Linked DNA regions of Homo sapiens: region 2 is linked to region 1. Evidence: chromatin loops called from intact Hi-C (ENCODE). Cell type or tissue: dorsolateral prefrontal cortex. All regions are shown on one strand.

The links. Peaks named below come from ENCODE experiments on the same cell type or tissue, not always from the same donor. Only the 100,000 strongest peaks of a DNase experiment are listed, where the experiment ranks them.
Region 2: it touches region 1 in a loop (4-fold over the local background); 7 of 110 quality-filtered maps call a loop at or near these places.

Annotation. Positions count from the first base shown.
Region 1 is chr10:96,370,903-96,378,902 of GRCh38, forward strand. It overlaps TLL2 (tolloid like 2), which reads right to left. Exons shown (of 21, transcript NM_012465.4): 18 at 5,790-5,917; 19 at 2,694-2,907. Among named protein-coding and RNA genes, the nearest start is that of OPALIN, 16 kb to the left of the region's middle. In dorsolateral prefrontal cortex, CTCF peaks have their summits at 4,588 (motif pointing right) and 4,788; DNase peaks (open chromatin) are centred at 3,907 and 4,589; H3K4me3 peaks cover 1,602 bases; H3K27ac peaks cover 2,390 bases.
Region 2 is chr10:96,553,151-96,561,150 of GRCh38, forward strand. TM9SF3 (transmembrane 9 superfamily member 3) reads right to left here. Exons shown (of 15, transcript NM_020123.4): 5 at 6,509-6,586. It also overlaps the pseudogene NPM1P26. Among named protein-coding and RNA genes, the nearest start is that of TM9SF3, 30 kb to the right of the region's middle. In dorsolateral prefrontal cortex, a CTCF peak has its summit at 3,029 (motif pointing left); no DNase peak of the experiment used is centred here.

The DNA of each region.
Region 1 (8,000 bases):
GCTCTGGGCTGGTATTCTGTAGCCTTTGTTTCTGGGTTTTTTCATTATACAAGGACAGTAACTCTGGTTGGCCCTGGTCCCATATATAGTACCTTGTGTCTTGGACACTTAAGCCCACATAAAATAAAATGGATATTGGCCGGGCGCAGTGGCTCATGCCTGTAATCCCAACATTTTGGGAGGCCGAGACGGGTGGATCACTTGAGGTCAGGAGTTTGCGACCAGCCTGGCCAACATGGTGAAACCCTGTCTCTACTGAAAATACAAAATTAGCTAGGTGTGGTGGTGGGCGCCTGTAATCCTAGCTACTCGGGAGGCTGAGGCAGGAGCATCTCTTGAACCTGGGAGGCGGAGGTTGCAGTGAACTGAGATTGTGCCACGGCACTCCAGCCTGGGCCACAGAGCAAAACTCCGTATCAAAAAAAAAAAAAAAGTAAATAAATAAATAAAATAGATAGATAAGACTGGTCTAGATTAGCAAGCACCAGAAATTCTGGAAGCAAATTCTTGCACAGCCCCTCCCCAGTGTGCTCCATGCCCCCCGAGGGGCCCAGGCAAACGCTGTTGTAGATTCTGGGCCACCTGGCTCCTAACACTCCTAGGCCCCGCTGGAGCTCCACGCCCTGCCTGGCCCCGGTCCTGTCTGACTGACCATTCTGAGTCCTGTGTTGGCTCTGGCTTAGAATGTCTTACAGGTCTAACCTGTCTTTGGGAAATTTCAAATTCCTGAGAGCTGGGTGGTCATGAAATGAGCACAGAGCAGGGTGGGACGCCTCCCCTCCATCCGGCCGGACGCCCCCACCCTCCCCACCTGCCTGGGCCCCGTGAGACAGACCCCTGGCCTACATCGATGACCCCGTGCCTTCTGCTGCAGGTTCAGCCATGGGGAGCACCAGCAGATCAGAGGGAGGGAGGCGAGAGAAGCCAGGGTATTTAGTCCCCTGATTGCCACAGCTTTTCTTCCACTTAGGTCACAGCTGCAGCCAGAGGGTCTCTGCATGCAGTCCTCTCTGTCTCCAGCTTCCAGGAACTGCTCCCTCCTCTCATCCTCTGGGCCTGGAGTTGCAGTTCCTAGCTCTGGTGGCTTCATTGTCCTACAGTGTCCCATACTCTCCCACCCCTTTGTAACTTGTCCCTTTATTAACTTCTCTCAAATAATGACTCTGAATGTGCCCCCACTTCCTGCCGGGACCCTGAAGCACCTGTGTTCCTGCTGGTCTCTATCTGCAGGGACAAGAGGGCTTTTAAACTTCCCTGTAGGGAGCTAGAACTCCTCAGGGAGTTTGACAGGGTTCCACAAACCATGCAGCGTTTTCTGCTGTGCAAGAGGAGGCTGAACTGCCTCAGGATGCTGGTCGCCATTTTGTTTGACCTAATTTATATTTTCCGGTACTGAAAAAAAACTGGAGGTAGAGGCTGTTAAAAGGATCACAGGGTCCCATGATCGTGAGCTCAGACTCAGCATTACAGAAGCAGAGTGGGCTTTGGGTGGTCACCAGCTCTGACAAAGGACACAATTGTACATCAGGATCAAAGGGTCAGATTTGCTTCTGTGGGCACTAGTCCCAGGTGGCAACATTTTAATGGCTAAAGAGCAGAGCCAAATTTCTTCCTGACATTCTTCTACTTAACGAAGTAGATAATATAAGTTATAAGCACGTACATTTCCCACCAAAGGACCTAATAGTGCTATTTACATTTTGAATGGAAGAAAAAATCACGGGGAACAGAAACATTTTTCACTTTCCAGAACTGGTCCTTACAGGGATAAAAGGGCTGTTTTCACCACTCAGTTACCCAACTTCTGGACTTCATAGACCAGCAAAATACCTGGGCCGGAGTGCAGTGGCGTGATCAGAGCTCACTGAAGCTTTGAACTCCTGGGCTCCAGCAATTCTCCTGCTTCGGCCTCCAGGGTAGCTGGGACCACCACGCCTCGCTATGTTTTCTAGTTTTTATTTTGTAGAGATCGGGGGGTGGTCTCACCATCTTGCCCTGGCAGGTCTTGAACTCCTGGGCTCAAGCAATCCTCCCCACTCAGCCTCCCAAAGTTCTGGGATTACAGGTGTGAGCCACCGTGCCCGGCCAAAATATATTTTTAAAAGAGAGGAAGAAAGGAAGGAAAGAAGGAGGGAGGAAAAAATGGGGCACTAACAAAGGGTTGTCCATTTCAAATTGCGTCAATTAAGGACATTGAAAGAAGACGGCCCTTTTCCCTTTGGTTGCTGATGCTTCATTTTATTTTTTTTATTTTTTTAGAGACAAAGTCTCACTCTATCGTCCAGGCTAGAGTGCAATGGCACGATCTTGGCTCACTGCAATCTCTGCCTCCAGGTTCAAGCAATTCTCCTGCCTCAGCCTCCTGAGTAGCTGGAATTACAGGCACCAACCACCATGCCCAGCTAATTTTGTATTTTTAGTAGAGACGGGGTTTCACCATGTTGCCCAGGCTGGTCTCGAACTCCTGACCTCAGATGATCCGCCTGCCTCGGCCTCCCAAAGTGCTGGGATTACAGGCATGAGCCACCACGCCCAGCTTGATGCTTCATTTTAATAGGACATTTTATCACGCACCTTCCTCCCCTCGCCCTCCCCCAGTCAGAATAAAAGGCAGTCCTTGTCGTGCCTTCACCATTTCTCTGTCTCCTGTCCAAGTGCTCATCAGGTGGAAGCCAGTGTCCCACCCCAGGTACCTGTGCTGTGCACTGCCTGGAAGCCTTTCCTCTGCACTGAGGCATCCGAATAAAACCTGAGAAACATACTGCTGCCGGAAGCCACCGTGGGGTCTGGTTTCTTGCTGCCGCAGAAACGGCCCAGAATGGGGGCCAGGCTGTCCGGCCCGTCATACATTTCCAGGTGGTCATAGGCACATTCCTGGTGCTGCTCGATCTCAAACTCATTAAAGGTCTGGGGACAGAAGAGCAGAAAGTAAGGCAAGGGCCTGGCGTTCAGCTGGGGTGGGGGCCTCCTTTCCAGTTCTGGGACAGGAAGGGGCGAGGCAGTGCAGGGAGACGTCCAGCTGGCTGTGCAGGGGGTGTGTGGCCGTGATGATGCTTGAGGACATCTGTAGAGAGGGTCTCAACCTCCGCCTTGCTTTTGGTCCAGCAAGTGGCCCTATGAAGTAGTTACATGAGCTATTGCTACAATGACCACACTGCAGATGAGAGAGCAGGGGTTCAGAGATTAAATGCTTGACATTTTGACAGCTATTAAGCGACAGAGCCAGGCTTTACACAGCCCAAATCTGTCTTCCTTCCATCCCATCACACAGCTTCTCTCTCACTTAGGGCTAAGAGCCAGCAAGGGCTGAGTGCCCACTCTGTCGGCAGCTGTTTTAAATGCTTTACAAGTATCGCCTCATTTAATCTTTACACCCCTGTGATGTGTCTAATCCCCGCTTTACAGGTGAGGAAAATGAGGCTCATCGCTGTCAGATGACTTGCCCAAGGTCACATACTGAGAGTTGGGCCATGATCTGGTGCTCTGGCATCAGAGACCCTGCTGTTGACCTGTGCACTCTGCTGCACGACCCTTTAGTACAAATGACGCTGGTGAGGTTGTATGAGGTGCACGCTGCTCCAGGCAGCACCCTCATGGTGGCTGACTCTCGCCGAGTGTTTATTCCATGCCAAGCATTTATGCGCATTTTCTCTCTTACTTCTGGTGATGCTGTGAAGGAAGAGCTGTTATTATTTCCAACATGCAGATGGGGAAAATGAGTTTTAGAGAAGCTGGCTGGCCTGCCCCAGCTCACACAGCTGGAGACAGATGAAGCTGAACTTGACCCCAGCTAGCCTTCTCCAACCCCCACTGCTATCAGTCATCAGGTTATGCTGCCTCACCTCTCCCTGTTCCCCCTAAGGACTGTCCCCTAACGCTCGCCAGGGGCGCCGCACCATTCCAGGCTTTTCAGCCCTGAATGCAGGCTTCTCAGATGCTGGGTAGGTGGCCGACTGATGGGAGCCCCAGCGTCAAGGGAGATGGGATAAGGTGAGCGGGGACGGTGTTAGATGAAGACTTGGACCAAATGACAGAGCAGGGAGACAGGACATTAGTTGCGGGGGGGGGGGGGGGGTGTCAATTCAAAAGAGCGGGGCTGGCCTGGCAGCGCAGAGATGGAGGTTGGGAGGGGGAAGGGACCAGCACGGCAATGCAGGCTTTCAGAAGAATGACTCCCACACACTAACGTACTTGGGCAAAGCTCTCCCGCCAGTGACATAGGGAGCACTGGGCCAAGGTGGTGGGTAGAGACACGGGACAGGGGAGCAGTGGCACCGGGACGGCCATGCAGTGGAAGGGAGCCTTAGGCTCAGCAGGCAGGGAGCTCCCAGGAGGTCCATGGGGCGCCCTGTCGCCACCCACATGCAGTGAACACCACCAGCTTCCTTGAGAAGTATTCAACTCACATTCTATGGTAGCGAAAAGCGCGCAATCAATATAGCCACCATCCGTTTCCCAAGGGAACGCCTTTTGGAAACTACCACGTGAGTCTGTGAGCCTCGGGCAAACGCTTCCCGTTGTGCGTTTGCGCGCTCCCAACGCCAGAAGGCGCCTCCCCCGAGGTCCTCGGGGCTCTATGTTGCCATTGCGAACATTTCCCAGCAGATGGCGGTCTTGGAGAAGCAGTGCCTTTCCCTAAGGCTCTCTTCAGTTCATCCTCACCCAGATTCAAGGCTGACCCGGGATACCAGCTCTTAGCAGAGCAGCAGTTTCCCCACGGGCAGCCCAGCATGTGAACTGCCCGCTGGGAGCACCCTGTGGTCAGAGGCCCTGTCTTCACCCCTCGACGCCCTGGGGGCCCATTCGCCTCTTCTGCTCCTCACTCATGGCTCTCACCAATAAACAACCTGCAAGTCCCTGCGCCATAGTCCATTGATCATGGACTTTTCCCTCTCTGTTCTCTTCCATTCTCCCTGAGTTATCGTCCACAGTTCATAGGGTCAATCCTACTTACCTCTACAGTCAGAAAAACCCATTTAAAAAATGTCCATCTGCCTGAAGTACAATACATTCTCCAGCTGGCAAAAGGGGTTCTTTATTCTCCAAAGTGTGGGAGTCCCTGGGGGTTGAGAAATGAGACTCCTAGGAGATTCAACTCTCCTTTGAAATAACTGTGCAAACCACACATCATATACGTGAAAAAGACTTCAAATAAAGGCTTGGGGAAAATTTTTAATTCAAGAGGGAATTTGCATAAAGAACTTAGTCTCCTATTACTAATGGGAAAAAAAAGTAAGTTGTAGAAAAAATACGAATGGGATTTTATTAGAGGAATTTGAGTAACAAAAACATATATATTTCCCTGTGCACTGACAGTCATGATTGTGCACAGAAAATTTCTAGAAGGATCCATAAGAATGTGTTTAGAGTGGTCATTTCTAGAGTGGAAATGGGGGCTCTGGGGTCTTTTGATTTCTATTTCCAACCTCCTGTACTGATTCATCTCATTTTTAATCATGAGACTGTATTGTCTTGTAAAAAATTAAAACTGGAAACAAGTGAATCTCAAACAGCACTGCAGATGTGGGTGGTGGATGCCGCCTCCTGCGGGTCCCACTGTGCCCAGGTGTGACCTATAGAGCTTTTGTGCGTTGTCTCTTTTAATCTGCACAACAGCCCGATGAAGTAGGCTTCATTAGTATCCATGTTTTCCAGATAATGAAACTGAGACCTGGAAATGTTGAGTAACTTCCAAGTTACAGAGCTGGGAAGTGGCAGAGCAGAGACTCAAACGCACATCTGCCTGATACTCAAGTCCACATTCTCAATAAACTACAAAAATGACTCACGAGTTTCACTCTGTGGCCTGCAGTCGAAGAGATGTTCCAGGTACACTCCCTCCGGCTGGGGTATTTGTCAGGCCAGTTGGGGCTCGCCAGGGTCCCCTCCACACTGCTGATCTTGTGTGCACAGCCAGCTGGGGGTGGCAGGGGGACACATACAAAGAGAGAAGTCATTCACTGTGGGCAGCACAAGAAGGATTCTAGGGGGGTCTCCTCCCCTCTCTCCTAATTGTCTCAGGGTCTTTATCAAATATGGGGGTGGGGTATCCTGAATCAGGTATCTCCTGGCTCAGGGATGTGCTGGTTTACTTGCACTGGCTTTTCTGCCTTCCTGACTGTGGCTCGGGGGCCAGGCTATCTTTCTATTCCTATCCACATTGCAGTTATCCTTGCAAATATGTTAAAAGCACTGGCAGTGGGGTCAGGTGGGCCTCGGCCCATGTCCTGGTTCTGCCACCTACAATCTGTGGGACTTGGGGCTCTTATGTAAGCTTCGGTGTCCTTATTTGTAAAAGGGTGCCACTCTAGTCAGGGTGATATGTGATCGAATGAGATAATGCATGGGAAAGGCTTAGGGCATGCCAGCCCATGGTAAGTGCTCAGTGCATCTTGGCTAACAGAGGCCTCCTTCATCATCCATCCATAAGCTTCTTTTAGTTTTTCAAAGTGGCTTTATTTGGAGTCTACCAAGTTTGTCCTGGTTACAGTGCTATTTGCCAAGAGTGGTCCCACAACTTGTTCAATGCCTGGCATCTTGGCCAATAGCTGCCATTTCTCTTCTGTGGTGGGCACTGTGGTCAGCATTTTCCATGCATCCTCTCTTTTAGTCCTTCTCACTTCCCAAATAAGAAAATAGGTTTGGAGAGGGTCAGTGCCTTGCTGATAGGGGGCAGAGCTGGGACTCGAACTTGGCCTGCCTGGCTTTGAGGCCAGTCTACCACTGCTTAGAAAGCACGGTGGACTGTATCACAAACACGGAGGCTCCACACTGAAGAAGCTGGAGAGGCAGGTGAGGAGGGCCGGGGGCAGGAAGGGGAGGAAACAGCTTCGAGGATGTTCCAAAGAGATTTGCCTCTGCTCAGTGCTACATCTGCTCTGCAGCCAACGCAGAGAACAGGTGCTCAAAGGGGCAGTGGCTCAGCTCCTGGGACATTTGCTCAGCTCCTGAGATGTTGCTCTGACACCCCCTGCTGTTGGGGTCAACCCACATGAATGCAGCCACTATTCAGGGGTGGGATCTTGGGAGAGTTGACGTCACTCCTGTCCTCTCCCACACTGCAGGAGGCAAGCCTGGTCCTGGCCCGGGCCCATCTCACAGGGGCTTGACTGTTCCTTCCCAGCTCAGTTCTTCCAGCAGCCTCCCACCCAGCCCCTCCGCCACCTGTGACCATGCCCTAGGGCTGGGCTTGGAGGGTGGCCACCTCCTCCTGAAGATGTGTCAGCGCCTCCTTTAACATTCTAGGCAGATCCTGACCAGACTCTGCGGCACCCAGCCAAATCTCCTAAATCCAGACTGTTTATTCCAGAGATCAGGGTGTGTGTCTTCCACATCTTCCTCCACCCTTGACTTCCTTTGCAGGGTTTCGTGGCTGGAGCCAAGGCCTGGAAGCCTGTGTGTTTGTCATAAATGTTCGAAATCCCTTCACTGGGCAGGGTAAGAACAGAAGGAAGGCTTTTTCCAGGATGACTGGACAGTAAAAGCCACCTGGCCCTGAAGAATTCCCCACAGTGTAATGGAGAATGGAGCAAAGCTTTCCCCAAATCCTATTTTCCAATGGGACCTGCATATGGTAATTAATATATGACAAAGACATAAATGGCTGATCTTTATTGACATTTGAGGACATAACATGTGTCAGAGAGTCTGAAATACTTTCTAGGCATTCTTTTAATCCTCACAAAAACTTTAAGAAGGAGGTATGTTTAGACCCTTTTAACTAAAGAAAAAACTGAGGCTCAGAGAGGTTAAATAGCTTGCCCAAGGTCACACAGCTAGGGAACGGCAGAGCCAGGATTTAGACCTAGGTAATTGGATTCCAGAGCCTGCAGGCTTAATCACTTACAAAAATAACAGCCTAGAGCACCTGAGGCCCCCAGGTGCCTCCTGAAGGAGCGAGATGCCCTGGGGAAAACTCTCCCGCAAGGACAGCAGTTGCTGGGCCTCAGCTCAGAAGGTGGAAGAGGTCCTCGCCGCACCTCCTTACTCATGCACATGCA
Region 2 (8,000 bases), 180 kb after region 1:
AAAAAAAAAAGTCTTTAATTAAATCCTTTAGACAAAAATCCAAATTTCAGACACTTTGAGGATGAGTATTCATTATGCCAAGGGGATTGGCTTTCTTTACAATAAGCACCCATATGTTGAAAACATGCTATCATTTATATAAATTTTCAAAATCAAATTTATTGTTAAAAACAAAAAGTACAATTTGGCCATATAACCTATGCTATTCAGCATTACATGGAAAAAACATGGGCTCTGGAGTCAAACATTGCCAGTTTCTGACTATGTGACCGCGGTTTTCTCATCTGGAAAATGGAGGAGCTAATACTTATCTTGTAAGTGATTTGTAGGGCTTAATAATGTATATATAAAGTATGGCACCTTAGATACTCAGTAAATGTTAGTTCCCTTCCCCCTAATTGAACAATCTGAAAACCTCCTTAAAATACTAAGACTAAACTATTATAGCTGGCTGCCATGGACTTAGGTCACCATCCTGAATGATTTGCTTCACTTGCTCCAGATTAGTTCATCCTCACCCTGTCACCATCATAATTCAGCCCTTTCCAAATCCATTTTCCATAGCATATTGAGGTATCCTTTAGTTCCTCAATGTTCTTGAAGCTCTTGGCTTTGATTTTATCCACATATTTGTTTCAATATTACATCTAGATTCTGATTCATAATCACAAGGTACTACTCAAAATGTAGCATATCTGATTTGAACTAGGTCTGTGGCACTGCCCAGTTATTTCTTTATTTACATTTTAATTCCCAAAAGATCTTTAGGGATAGTCCCCAAATTTCTCTCCTCTCTTCAAGGCCCCAATGCCATCCTTTCTGCTGCCTTCCCTTGAAGCAAATCCTGTCTTCTATGACACAACCTTTCCACATCCAGTTTTGAGGTGTTTTTTCTCCTCTCATTTTGCATCCCAACCCCTCCACCTTTCACCAGCCATCAGCAATCTCCAAAGGTCCTTATCTACAATGATGTCTACTCCCTGGGGTTGTCATAGAGTTTAAACAATAAAGGTAAAGCAAATAGTATAGTGCCTGGCACATCATAAACACTAAATAAAACCTAAAAGTTATTGTTATTGCTATTATTCTCTTTTGAAGTGTTTGCTTCATCTTTTGTCCCTCATTCTTTTCATCTTCTCACCTCCCGATCCTTTCAATGTCAATACTTTTCAAAGAAGACATGTTCCAGTTCTTCCCTCACTTCCTCCAAAACACAATACAATCTCACTTTTGCCCCACAAAATTTCTCTCAAAGGCCTGCAATGAACTTCTAAACCGATTCAGCAGCCAATTATCTGCCTCACTCTCCTTGATCTCTCTGCCACATCTGACCTTTCCTGACACTACAGCATCCTACTTCACTGACCGCTGCTTCTCCTCTTTCATCTTCCATGCTGGCTCCTCCCATCCTTTGTGAACTTCTCCAAAAGCTCCAGTCTTAGTACTCTGCTGTGACTTCTTTAGGCTCTCAGAACTTTTAACCAGCATTCCAATGATGATGATAACACCCTCGCCCCCACCTCCCATCCCACCCCAAATTGCTAGTCTTCTTTCTCACTCATGTTTCAGGCTTTTGCTAACTACAATAATTTCCACTTGAATGTTTCTGGAATTGCAGACTCAGACTGCCCTAAAGTACACTCATAATCTTCCACCTCATATATAACACTTGTTTCTGATTCTCTAACTTCTGCTAATGGTACTAACATGTGGCTTTGAAATTTTACAATTATCTCTGGCTCTTCCTTCTCCTTAATTCTTCATAGGTAATATTAAGCATGTATTTTTCTTCAAAATGACTTGTATCTATCCATTCTGCTTCATTCCCATGCCATCACCTCATACCTTGATAGCACTAATGGCCTCCTGGTTGGCCTTTTTTTTTTTTGGTCTCTCCCCTTCCTTTCAATTTATCCTGTAAAAAGCTATCAAGGAAATCTTTCCAAAGCAGGTTCATATATCACTCCTCTATTCTAAAATTTACAGTTGTACACCCTATTTCTCTCATATCAAATCTAAACTATTTTCTCCAATATTCTATACTTCCTGTAATATGGCCATCTCACCTTATCTAGTCAACTTTTCTTTCCATTATATTCTATATTCCAATAAGCCTTATCCCTCTTCAAGAATCCACAAGCACAGCATACTCACTTCCACCTCTGTATTTTTCTTATAATTTCTTCTCACATAGATCTACTTCTACTCCCCTTAGCAAATTCTACCCAGTCTTCATATTCCAACACAAGTACCTTCCCCTCCATGAAACCTCTTATCTACATATTCCGGTTCTTCATAGATATCCTCCTGCTCTAAAATTCTACAGGTACATACATATGCATTGCTGTGTATGATTAGGACATATGTTAACTTGGGCTAACGTGCTGAATATGTGCATGAAACTGAAGGGCAGTCCAGGCTCTGTTATCCACCCTGAGGTTTCAGGAACGAGATAAACTCTATGGATCTTCTTGAAAAACAGGAGACAGCCTCTTCAGAAGACTATTCCTTACTTCATTCAACAATTTATTTATTGAGCATCCAGTAAAATTATAAAGGAACCAAGAAATGCATTGTTTTTTGAAATGTTTGCTCAAAAAAGGTTATATAAATCTGAGTTTATTGTAAAAGTATCATTTAAGGTTCATAAAAGCAGTCTATGATTTTCCAAAGATTTGATTTTGTTCCCACCCTGAGATGTTAACCCAGAAAAGCTCAAGAGGGAAAGAAAAATGACACATACCATCTTTTAGTCAATTTATCAAATTTTTTAAAATAAAAGAAGTTTTATATAGTTACTAGTAACTATACTAATTAGACACACATAAAATGTTGTAATTTCTAACAAGGCTCTGCTATTTTCTAATCTAAGATATACACTATTATAATGTAGTAATAACCTGAAATTTTGTAATATTCCTTTATTCTAAAAATTATGAGATGTTGTATAATTGTGAAATTATTATACCAGGGAAAATACTTCTTAAAAATAAAGAAACCTGGTGTCACAAAGGGGTTTACTAACCCTACTAATGCTGCATGCCAGCACCCTCTAGTGTCACTAATCCTGAAGCTGCACCCTCAATTTGTCATAAATTTAGAATGCAACTGGAGATAAATAACTATACCAACAATACTGCCTCTTACCTGCTATGTGCCAAACACTGAACTAGGTGCTTTATATCAACGTGAAATTCCCCAACAGCTCTGCAAGGTACTATAATCCTTGCTTCACTATTAAGGGAACAGAAGCTGAAGAACTGAATCATTTAACCAAGGTCATAGTAAGCGGCAAAGCATCAGTTTGAATTCAGCTTTAGCTCCTTTGCCTGTGCTATTAGTCACTGTATTAGAAGCAATTCTTATACTTGTACAGTACATCATATCCCTTCCTTCTACTTAAGGAAAACGATGCAGTATTTCTCTCCTTTTTCTCCTGCATTGCCAGTTTTGCAATCTCCACTGAACCCCATCAGCATATAAAGTTAATGTTTTTCTTACATTTAAAAAAAAAAGAAAGAAAAATCTCCTAATTCCATTTTCCACACTGGCTACTGCACCATTTCTTTGCTCCCTTTAGCAGCCAAGCTCCTCACAAGTCCATAATTGCCGTCTCCAATTCCTCTTTTCCCATTCTCTCTTACAGCAGCTCTGTTCAGGTTCTGAATGCCCCACCATTATACCAAAATCGTTGTCAAGTTCACCAATGACTTCAGGTTAATCCAATAGTCACTTTTCAGTGCTCATCTTACTTGACCCATCAGCAAAAATTCAGAGCTAATCTCTCTATCCTCCATGATACACTTTCTTCTCTTGGCATTCAGAACACCATACTTTCCCCTCCCCCGCAAAGCCCTTAACTGAACTCCCCTGTTCTTCCTAAACTCTTACTACTGCACCCAGGGCTTAGTCCTTGGTCCTCTTCTCTCTCTACATCTCCCTTCCTTAGCAATTATTACATCCAGTCTCATAGCCACAAATATGATCTATATGCCAATTGCTGCAAAATTTGTATCTCTAGCCCAGACCTCTCTCCTGAACTCCAGAACTGATATATCCAATTTGCCGGTCAATATCTCCATTTGGATATCGTACAGACACACCAAAACGAACATGTCCCAAACTGTACCCTAATCTTCCCCTCTAAATCTCCTCCAAATACAGCCCCAGTGATGTCAGCTCCACTCAGACTGAAAACCCTAGAGTTTGTCTCAACCCTTCTTCACCTTCCTATCAATCACGAAATGCCGCCAGCTTTAACTTCAAAATATACTCACAATCTAACATCTTTTCATCACCTACCCTGCTACCACCCTTGACTTCCTGAACCCACATAATAATTTGATCCTTTAAAAACAAAAGTCAGATTTGTTACCCCCCTGCTGAAAACACTACAGTGCTCCCCTGCCCCCTTTGCATTTAAGAGTAAAATCTGCAGTCCTTAAAATGACCATGGATAATCTGGCTCCTGCTACCTCTCTGACTTCATCTTCTTGCTAGTCCTCAAACCACAGTAAGCATATCCTCACTTTAATAGGCTTTTCAATGGTGTTGCCTCCACCTGGAATACTCTTTCCCCTAAATATCCACATTCTTTATTTCCTTCAACTCCTTCAAGCTTTTGCTCAACAATCCATTTCAGAGGCTTACCTTGACTACATAATATAAAACTGCAACTTACCCGACCCCTGGTACTCTTGTTCTGCTGTCTACTTTTTCTTTTTTGACACACTTCTCTTTGAATAAAGTGTGTTTTACTTATTGTGTTTATTTCACGTCTCCTTGACTAGAACGTAAGTTCCTAGAGGGTATAGATCTTTGCCTTTATTTTCTAATGTATCCTACTTACCTAATACAGTGCTTGGCAGATAGCAGGTGCTCAATTAATATGTGTTGAAGTAATAAATACAGTATACCATTCCATAGTGAAAATACTAAAAGGCAGTCTTTCCCCTAAGTTGTCAATGTCCAGTGGGGCTAGAATCAAGGCAGACCTAAGAGTTCCAGTAGTGAGTGCCAGTTAAGAGCCTTCATATTCTCAAATGTTATCTAAATCTTGAAATTATCTGTGTCCATACCCTATTGAAGATTGCCTGAGCATTATACTCGAGGAGAACACACAGCAGGTGGGGTTGAGGTGGGGATTGAGGTAGGGGAAAAATTTTAGCTCCAAGAGTAGTATGCTAAATCCTTCAGTAAAGACAATCCAGGCAGGGCGCGGTGGCTCACGCCTGTAATCTCAGCACTTTGGGAGGCTAAGGGCAGGTGGATCACTTGAGGTCAGGAGCTCAAGACCAGCCTGACCAACATGGTGAAACCCCACCCCTACTAAAAAAAATACAAAAATTAGCCGGGCATGATGGTGTGTGCCTGTAATCCCAGCTACTCGGGAGGCTGAGGCAGGAGAATCGCTTGAACCAAGGAGGCGGAGGTTGCAGTGAGCCAAGATCATGCCACTGCACTCCAGCCCAGGGGACAGAGCAAGGCTCTGTCTCAAAAAAAAAAAAAAAGACTAAATTCCAAATAGCTTAATTGTTAAAATCTCTGACCCCTGAGTAAGATCAGAAGTAGTGATAGGTTCCGGTAGAGTCTAAGAATGGAACCTAACAGTAATATGTAAATCTGAGACAACAAAAACTTACGGGCCATCTCAAAAATAGGTGATTAATAAACTTTAAAATTCTAGTCCAAAAGATTAGATCAAAAGAAAGAAGCAACAATTCAGGAAGAAATTCAGAAGAAGGGATACCCTTATGCCTTGTCTTTTTATCTCCATCCTTGAGGAGGAAACCACCAAAACAAAGTGTGATTTTTGCTATAAAGAATCAAAACTACCTGTACAAAACCAACACTAATGCTACCGGCTTTATGAACTAAAATTCAGCAAGTATCTGTCGGTGGGGGCTGGGGAACTGGGAGGCCATTTCTTCCCATTCTTGATGTTTCTTTCTACATGGAAGGATTTCCACAAGCAGAAATTCCTGATCTCAATCCGTTCTCTCATTACCTCCTTCTGATGCATACATTCTGTTCTTTCTCACACCGTAAGTTGTATAAGGGCAAGTGCCCATGTAGGGAAGCCTATAATATACTCTCTGAGTGTGTTAAGTCTAATTCTGAGTTTCAGTAGTAAGAAGCCCACTTGATCACAGATAGATATAAGCCACATTCTCCAATATTCACCTCATTAGAAGGCCAATGCGCTATTCATTGTGCAACGCAGCCATCTAATATTCACCTTATTAGTGATATTTTGGCTTCCCGTATGTTATATTCTTCGTTTATCTCTTAATTGGTTTAAACCACAAGCACAAAGAAGGAAGTTTTTGATTGCTCCTCTAAAACTCCCCATCACCCTTATGATTTCAAGCTCATACTTTAAATCACCATTAGCTAAATCTTTTAATCCACAGTCCTCAACACAGTGCCCTGCAAATGACAGATACTCAATGTTTGTTGAACGAATTGGTGCACATAATCAATGTCTTAAAATACACTATTTACCTACCCGATGTTGAAAAAAGGACGGATCAAGATATTTGTCAAATCGATCTTCAAATTTCACATCTGACTTTTTCCATTTTACCTAAAAAAAATTTTTTCATTTGAAAATAAAGGCCAGTAAACAAATTAATAATCTGATGACAAAACTCTGAGCAAAATATAGATTTACACACACTTAGAATTAAAATTCACTAGAGAAATGGAGGAAAGTTACTTACAACATGAGAAGTGGAAACGATTATGATAAAACTAATCAACTTTTCTGTTTATTGACAAAACTTAACAACTTTCCTCAGAGGGGTGATTTCAGTTCTCAAGGACTGTTTACTTTTGTTGACTTACATATTATGACCTGATAAATGTGATATGAACTGAATTAGTATAAGCTCATATCACAAGTGTCTAAATCAATTAAAATAAGAATCTGTACATCTGCCTGGTGTAATTCTGTCCTGCGTGGCTGTTCTCTTGAGCAGAAGTCATTTATCTCCGTCTGCCTTCTTTCCCACCTAAATGCGTGCTGCCACCCCATGGAAGATTCGATGGACATGGACATGAGCCCCCTGAGGCCCCAGAACTATCTTTTCAGTTGTGAACTAAAGGCCAACAAAGATGATCACTTTAAGGTGGATAATGATGAAAATGAGCACCAATTATCTTTAAGAACGGTCAGTTTAGGGGCTGGTGCAAAGGATGAATTGCATATTGTTGAAGCAGAGGCAATGAATTATGAAGGCAGTCCAATTAAATAACACTGGCACCTTTGAAAATGTCTGCACAGCCAACGGTTTCCCTTGGGGGCTTTGAAATCACACCACCAGTGCTTTTATGGTTGAAGTGTGGTTCAGGGCCAGTGTATATTAGTGGACAGCATTTAGTAGCTGTGGAGGAAGATGCAGAATCAGAAGATGAACAGGAGGAGGCGAAATTCTTAAGGATATCTGGAAAGTGATCTGTCCCTGGAGGTGGTAGCAAGGTTCCACAGAAAAAAGTAAAACTTGCTGCTGATGAAGATGATGATGATGATGATGACGATTTTGATGAGGAAACTAAAGAAAAACCACCAGTGAAGAAATCTACATGAGATAATCCAGCCAAAAATGCACAAAAGTCAAATCAGAATGGAAAAGACTCAAAACTATCAACACTAAGATCAAAAGGACAAAAATCCTTCAAAAACAGGAAAAAAAATTCCTAAAACACCAAAAGGACCTAGTTCTGTAGAAAACATTAAAGCAAAAATGCAAGCAAGTATACAAAAAGTGCATTGAACAGTTCAGGGCACTACTGGTAAATTAAGCCCAAAGATGGGGAGAAAAGAAAAGGAGAGACAAATATAGTCCATACTGAGTATCATCAACAATCCAGACTGAAGTCTTCTATTTTAATCTCAATCTCCTTTTCTGATCTGCCATGGATGCCTCTTTAGGCTGGAAACAATCTCACTCTTGGTTCCCTAAAGCAGTTTCTTCTGATTGCTGTGATTCAGTGAACCT